Regions from separate parts of the Mus musculus genome. Here region 2 is linked to region 1. A link is a loop called in an ENCODE intact Hi-C map of the cell type or tissue named here. Cell type or tissue: left cerebral cortex. All regions are shown on one strand.

Region 1 (4,000 bases):
ATGTGTGCATGAAAAGACACAAACATACATGTATACATATACCATACACACAACTAATTTAAGCTTACCCTTGACTAGCTTACAAATAAATAAGACTCAGACTATGGTTATTTCCATTGGCTTTGACAATTACTGGGGAGGGCAGCCCTCATTTATTCTTCTAACTGCTATCCTGGTGTCCTCCTTTCTTCCCGATGGTATACCCCAGATACTTGCTGTTTCTCATGGCCATGTCTCATCTTTGAGACATGGCATCTTTGTCCTCTTTCCCCATTCTTCCTCCTTTTCCTGGTCTCTCTTCCTTCTCTCTCTCTTCTCGACCCTCTACCAGGTAACTCAAAACCCACCTACCTGTAATTTCTCCAGTAATTGGCTGTAGCCAATTTGATTTAACTAATAGTATTAAATCAAGGAACAAGGTTTGCACAACAGAACCTTGTAAATGTGAGAAGTCTGTGGTAGGCTTAGATCTTCGGGTATAGAATTTAGCATTACATACATAGCAACAGACCAGACCTCAACACATAACACATATTGGAAAACTAGCTATGCTGAGAAATAATAACTTTTGTGGCTTCTGACAATGCCCTTCACTGCAGCATTCAGGAGGAGGACAGACCAGTCATGATGCTTGCCAATCAAGCACAGGTACACACACGTACTGCTCCTTGCCTCTAGTTTCTCTGAGTGAGCAAATGATCTGCATCTCTGGATAAACATACTCCTGAAAAAGAATAGGGACTCTGCACAGTCTTTGCGCTGAAACGGGTTCCTTTTGGATCATTAGGATTCCGGGAAGTATGAAGCCTTTTCTGTAATGGAGTTTGTAACTTTGACTCAAGTATGAACTACACAGGAATAAACCTTCCCATGAAAAGGTAGGGATTCTCAATCCTGCATGTTTCCAGTGTAACTTCTTTATTACAGTGACTTATTTGACAGTAATATGAACATATATCTGATACCTTTGTATTCAAGGAGAAAACACTCAAGTGTTCTATTTAGAAGGGAGGGAAGTTCAAGACAGATAACACTAATGTTCAAATATTTTCAAATATGACCGATGACAGGATCAGTGCAGAGACAGGAAAATCAATAAGAAACATCAAACCTAAGGCAAAGGGAAATCCTGTAAGTGCACAATGGCTCGACAGTCAGTACACACACCATTGTGATCCCAGGAACTCTGCCCCTCCCCTTGGGAGACAGGAAAGCCTGTACTAAGAAAACATCTGCTGGTGACTAGATTTGATCTCCAATTCTTCTATCTTAAGCGACTAAGATGGTTTCAATAGAATCGTAAAGAGATAATGCTCACTCCTACATTAACTTCCTGCTTCCACATTCTTAAATAAAGCAGATCATGAAAGCATGAATTTTTCATTCGTGAATGATTCTATACATAGATCAGAGTTGTAGCAGAGATAACATGGAAACGTGATGAACGTGATTACTGTGAAAGGCTCATCTTACAGGCAAACATTTCGTGCCATGACCAAGGATTTTAAAAGAGCCCAAATTCCATGTGCATGCCCATGTGCAGCTGCTCTCAGTGGACTGTAATCCAGGCAGTGTACAAAAGCTCTTCAGTGGGTTCCCGGAAGTCCTTCCAACTGACTTGTGGGAAATGTAGTCCCATCGCCTGTGACGTCATCAGAAAGAGCTGTCAGCAACAAAATTCCGTATTCTTTCTTCAAACTTCGCTTCTTCTCAAATTTGTGCAGCTGTCCTGTTGAGCGCTGCATTTGGATTTCTGCCATGGAGGTTGGTGCAGGGAACAGCACCATCTTGCAGATCTGAAGGACTGTGCAGGGTGGCGGATAGGGCACAGAGAGTGCCAACTTGGGCTTGTGAGACAGGAAGCTGCTGACCTTGAGGTGCTGTGCTGACCTAGGCTGGGCCACTGTCCCTGGGCACAGGTTTGAAGAGGAGAAGGTTGGAAACAGCAGGATGGCAAGGGCAGGCAGGGTCTGCTCACTGCCTGTGCCTGAGATGCTGACGGGAGCTCACGCATCTTTGCTGGGGAAACGTGCTCTGCCTAGCTGACGGGTTCTCCTGTGGTGGTTGTCAGATTCTTAGGACATACAGAACACGTGGACATCTAGCGCCCCATATACTTTATGTCCTAGAGATTACTCCTGGTTTGAGCTCACACAGCTTCCCAAAGGTCCTAGTGTCTAGGGACAGAGAGTCCTGTGACGGTGATTGTTGTGTGGGTTGTTAGTTACTTTTCCTTTGGAATGAATTGTTAGATTTATGGATGCCTTGGTTAGAGTGGGAATTTCCAATAGACATCTCTGTGACTTGAATCATCACAATACATGGCTATGTAGCCACAGAATAATCTTGTAATTGGTATGAACCTATGTTTGCCCAATCCAGATAATTATGGATTTTGCACATCAAATTAAAATCGCTAGACAGCAGTACCTCAACGGTTCTGAGTATGTGTTCTGTCCAAATTTGGACTTCTTTTCAGATGAGAGACGACTTGGTGTGATGAGAGATTGCTGGGTGGGGCTGGAAAGTCTGAAAGGGAAGAGGAAAATGGCTCTGCTCATCTGCCAGGCTCTGTAAATTGTTCTCTAATCTGCCAGGCTCTGTACATTGCTCTCTAATCTGCCAGGCTCTGTACATTGTACTATGTTTTCTTATCACATGATTTTCTTCTGTCTCTTCACATTGTCAGCAGCGTCTGAACTGTCCTAAATTTAACTGTCTTAAATATTAAATTTTCTGTCCCTCAATGTGACATTCAGGTTTACTGAGGCACCTTTAATAGTTTTAGGAAGAATTCCCCAAGTTTTTCAACTGCTTTGGAACAGCTGGAATATAAATTTGGAAAGCTGTTATACATTTGGGGTCTAATGATTTTTCACATAGGTTCCTGTCTATGCATAGTTCTCCTCCTGAAGGGTTAAGAGAATAGTTTAGTCCAGAGCCATTTGAATAGCCTTGATCTGAGAACACAGATTTACTTTAATCCAAATTCTATGCTCCAACATGGAATCAGTTTCATGGTTTTACAGAACAAAGAATGTCATTAACCAAGGAAAATTTAAAATACTTTGGTGTGAGTCGATAGAAGCATGTACTACGATATATGGGAGATATTCTATTCACCTAAGATACCATCTGCTGAGATTTTAGCTTTTGGATTCATAGAAACTTATGTTCTCCCTTGTCAGTGGATTCTGGGAGGTTTTTATCTATTGTCATAAGCTATGTGGTCCACTATAGAGTGAGGCAAGGACTGACCCTGAAGGTAAAACCAGCCCAAGGTAAGACAGCTAACCCTGAACCTGCAGAATTCCAGGCTCTGCCCCTCGGTGAACTTACACGTGGGCCATCAGACTCTGCACCCACAGACTCCTTACAAGAGTTTTGCATTCACAGAATACACACAGATTTTAGTGTGTGTGTGTGTGTGTGTGTGTGTGTGTGTGTGTGTGTGTGTGTGTGTGTGTGTTTCAAGATTTCTCCTCCACAGCCGCTCCCCCTATCTCAGGGGATCTTGCTTATATTATCACTCTTCAGTCAAACCAAGTGTTTGTGAGCCAGAGCTGGAGCCTGACCTACAGCATTCAAGTCTACTGTCAGGAAGCATGGGCTTCAGACCACCTTGTCCTAGCTACTGGAATTTTCAATGAGTTTGCAACCATATCTAGAATAAATAGACACTTCCTAGTTAATGTTACATATAACAGTTTATCAATTGGGAATTGTGTGCTGCCTTGTGCAACAAAACACAGTCCTTATAATATAGAAAGAGTACATGAGCATCGTCACATATAACTTACAGGCACCAAATATTTATTTATATGTATTTAAAATCAAACAGCCTAATTATTGAAGAGTGAACTTAAGTATATTCTATGATTCATTTCTGTCATCTCTGTGTTTTGAGGAGGAGTCAGGAGTCCTGGAATTCAAAGTCATCCTCTCCTTCATAGCCAACTCAAGGGAGCCTAGGCTACGTGAGACTCTGCATATTAAAAAG
Region 2 (4,000 bases), 150 kb before region 1:
AGCTGTCTCTTGAGAGGTTCTGCCAGTGCCCAACTAATACAGAAGTTGATGTTCACATTCATCCATTAGACGGAGCATAGGGTTCCCAATGAAGGAGCTAGAGAAAGTACCCAAAGAACTGAAGGGGTTTGCAGCCCCATAGGAGGAACAAAAATATGAACTAACCAGTATCAGCAGAGCTCTCTGAGACTAAACCACCAACCAATGAAAAAACATGGCAGGACTCATGGCTCTAGCTGCATATGTAGCAGAGGATGGCCTAGTCGGTCATCAATGGGAGGAGAGGCCCTTGGTCTTGTTCTGTGCCCCAGTATAGGAGAATGCCTGCGCTAGGAAGCGAGAGTGGGTGGGTTGGGGAGCAGGGGGAGGGGGAAGAGGATAGGGGATTTTTGGAGGGGAAACTAGGAAAGGGGATAGCATTTGAAATGTAAATAAAGAACATATCTAATAAAAAAGATTTATTTATTTATTATGTATACTTTACATGTATACTGCTTATGAGTACACTGTCACTGTCTTTAGACACACCAGAAGAGGGCATCCGACCTCATTACAGATGGTTGTAAGCCACCATGTAATTGCTGGGATTTGAACTCAGGACCTCCAGAAGAGCAGTCAGTGTTCTTAACCTCTGAGTCATTTCTCCAGCTCCCTCTCCCTTGTTTCTTGCCTGGGGATCCTAAAAGTCCTGCCTCTATCTCCCTTCCATCATTGGCCACTGTTAACTCTATTTCCCAACCAGAGCCAACTGGGGGCAGTGTTCCTTTAGCCTATGTGCAGGACACTGGAAACAGGTTTTTGAGTAACCTGATTAGCATGAGAACTCAAGCTGCTACAGTTTTCTCGTGGTTTGGTTGGATCAGGATAACTAGGGCTTGCTGTCTGTCATGGGGTAGCTGTGCTTTGGAGGTGTCACATTGGCCTGGTTCGTGTTGATTGTGTTGTTTCGAGGGCCTTTAGCCATCTAGATGCTTTTGCTCCATGGATGTTCTCATTGTAGCCGGATTGAGAGGAAGGTGAACCTGGATGGTCCTGGTGTGGCAGGCCTCTGATGGGCTGCCTTGGGCTGTATGGTTGCGAACCTGTGGTTCTGTATGCTTCAGGAGTCTCAGGTTTGATGAAGGTGGGCAGATATGTGGCAGGAGAATGGAGGACCTCTCGGATGGCGGGCTGCTCCAGCAGCTTGGCTTGCCCCAGAGGACTCAGATAGCAGGGAAGAAGGGTTGGGGAAGGGAACCTTACCTGTGGTTCAGGAGTCTGATGGAGGTGAAGGAGAGGTGGCAGGAGAGTGGAGGTTCCCTGGGTAGTAGGCTGCTCAGAGCAGCTTGGTTTGGCCCAGAAGGGATTCTGTTATTTCCAAGGAAAACTGCCAATATAACATACTATTTCCCTCTCTCCTCCTCCTTTTTTTTTGGGACAGTCCCAGTACAGGCCTCTGGCTCTCCTAGAACTAGAGTTTCTCCTGTCTCTGCCTCCCAAGTGATTGAAGGCATATCCATAACATCTGGCAAGTTCCTTTTGTCTATTTTTCTATTTTTTTTTTGCAAGCTTAAGTAACATTTTATAATATGTAGAATGAAGATTAAAATAAACATATTGATGAGCAACAACTTGTAAACTTAACAAACAAAACATGGAAAGGCTTGATTCACAAATATCTTCTGTGATGAATCTGGATATTTCTGGTTTTGTTGTTCTTTGTTTTGTTTTGAGACAGGGTTTCACTGTGTAGCCCTGGCAGGCCAGGGACTCACTGTAAACAAGGCAGCCTGGAACTCAGAGGTGCCTGAATTTGCTTGCAGTGAGCTGGGATTAAAGACACCGCAGGCTGTGAATCTTGAATGTCAAAAGCAGCCTGAGTCCCTGCTTTTGCTCTTTGTCCTCTGTGAGGAAACTTTATTGTGTGCCGGGCACCCGCTCTTAAATTACTAAAAGATAAGTTCCTGGCAACTTCCCTCCTCCAGAAAATTGTAAAACTCTTTTGAAATGATTAACGCATGGTCTGGTTTCTGCAAACTAGCTTATTGCCACTTAACTGGCAGTGAGGTGGTTCCTCAAATAGCTGTAAACTCCACGGAAATTAAGGAATTAAGAACTTTACAGTGAAAATCCGGAAAAGCGGCACCTTACATAAACATTCGGCTCGTTAGAACTGGACACAGTTCATGGTCTCCTTGTTTCCTAAGTAGGTGACACTACATTGCAGACACACATCAATGTAGAAATCCAGGACCTTTAAATAATACAACTCACTCTCCTAGGACTCCTGCAACGCCATCGCACAGACTTGTGGGAAATGTAGTCTGCAGCACGGTGACGTCACAGGTCTGCACTTTTAGTAAACAGTTCATCTTTTAGTAAGCATGTGCGGCTCTTATCCAAAGCTGGGCCAGACTCTGGTCCTGCTGTGCTCTCCCGTTGGATCTCTGACATGGAGGTTGGTCCAGGGTTCAGTCATCCCAGGGTCTGTGCGGGGTGCATAGTTCCGGAAGGAACAGGGACCGGATGGAATGGGAGCTGGGAAGAGCTGATTTGGAGGAGCTTTCTGGACAGGGCTGGTGAGAGGGCGCTGCGGGGGTTGGTGGGACTGACCCCTGCGTTAGACTGACAGAAATCAAGGAATGGAGAAGCTTGTAAGTTCAAGGATTGCCTGGGCAGTGTTGGCTGGGTGAAGGTCTTTGCCTGGGCATGGTGATTCTGGGCGTACACTTTCCAGCTTTCTGGTGGAAGCATTAGCTGGGTCACTCTCACGTGGATATTACTGGATCTGTCAGTAAGTTTAGTTAAGAGGAGATCTGGTCCTTTCTGTACTTTATGGCTGTCTGTCACGGAGTTCAAGACCACTGAAAAAAACTCCGAACAAAACTAGGAATTATGAGATAAAACCAGCCGGGCGGTGCTGGCGCACGCCTTTAATCCCAGAACTTGGGAAGCAGAGGCAGGCGGATTTCTGAGTTCGTGGCCAGCCTGATCTACAAAGTGAGTTCCAGGACGGCCAGGGCTACACAGAAAAACCCTGTCTCGAAAAACAAAACACAAAAACACACAGAGAAAGAGAGAGAGAGAGAGGGAGAGGGGGAGGGGGAGGGGGAGAGGGAGAGGAGAGAAGAGAGGAGAGAGAACCAAACAAAAAACAACCCAAACTGCTTTATTTAGAGCCACAATCTCCTTTGCCAGTTTGAGAACTGCTGCAAAAGGGAAGATAGGGGTTGGAATTTTTAAAGGCACACACCACAAGTATCTCAACTCTGGGGATTTTCTGCTATGTGGGTTTTTTTTTTTTTCTTTTTTTGGTTTTTTGTTTGCTGTTTGTTTTTGTTGCTGTGTTGTACAACAGCTTAGTTGGAAATGGAGCTAGCTTTTAACTATCACACATGCAATAACTCTTGTCTTGCTTTGAGGTGACAGAAATTGCTAGGTTCCAGGGTCAGAGTTTTGCGTACTGGAGATTGAGGTGTGTGATGTTTCCTCCACTTACCTGGAAATGAATTGTGAATTTACAGATGGTTCACTTGGATTAGGAATCTCTCGTGGAAAGTGTTTAATTCCTCACTTGAAATGACACAGATGTTTTCTGAAAGGATATTGAGCTGTTTCTCAGTGGAGGATGAACTAAAATCTCCCTAAGTAAAACAAGAGATAAAACTTTTGCCTCAGAGGTTGTAAGCCTGAGATCGAAAAACCTGTCACAAGGTGTTAACAAAGGACACCAGAGGTGCCCTCGTGTTAACACTGCACACACGCTGCCTGTTTCAGTTGGTCAAACTCTTTTGTAAATGTACAGTTCTGATTTATAGGTTTTGTGTACATATTGTCTGTCCAGAATGACTAACCTACTGTTGAACCAAACATCTATGTTCCCCAATAAATTCTCTGTGTTTCTGGATGTCATAGCCTCTTCAGTCTCTCCTAGCTGAGAGACTGTAAGTCTGGCCCTGCTGTGAAGAAGATTTTTTTTTTCCCTTCAACATCTCAGTGTTAGATCCTGGTTTTCAACATC

What was found. Hi-C counts contacts between places; a loop is a spot of excess contacts. Peaks named below come from ENCODE experiments on the same cell type or tissue, not always from the same donor. Only the 100,000 strongest peaks of a DNase experiment are listed, where the experiment ranks them.
Region 2: a loop joins it to region 1, with 9 times the contacts of the local background. A loop is called at or near these places in 1 of 42 quality-filtered maps.

The regions. Positions count from the first base shown.
Region 1 is chr13:67,304,114-67,308,113 of GRCm38, reverse strand. It overlaps Zfp457 (zinc finger protein 457), which reads left to right and starts at 1,702. Exons shown (of 4, transcript NM_001003666.2): 1 at 1,702-1,764. The coding sequence starts at 1,759. In left cerebral cortex, CTCF peaks have their summits at 1,612 and 1,813; DNase peaks (open chromatin) are centred at 1,639 and 2,461; H3K4me3 peaks cover 1,412 bases; H3K27ac peaks cover 1,278 bases.
Region 2 is chr13:67,449,949-67,453,948 of GRCm38, reverse strand. It overlaps Zfp874a (zinc finger protein 874a), which reads left to right and starts at 2,325. Exons shown (of 4, transcript NM_177712.4): 1 at 2,325-2,437. The coding sequence starts at 2,432. In left cerebral cortex, no CTCF peak of the experiment used is centred here; a DNase peak (open chromatin) is centred at 2,308; H3K4me3 peaks cover 1,206 bases; H3K27ac peaks cover 1,164 bases.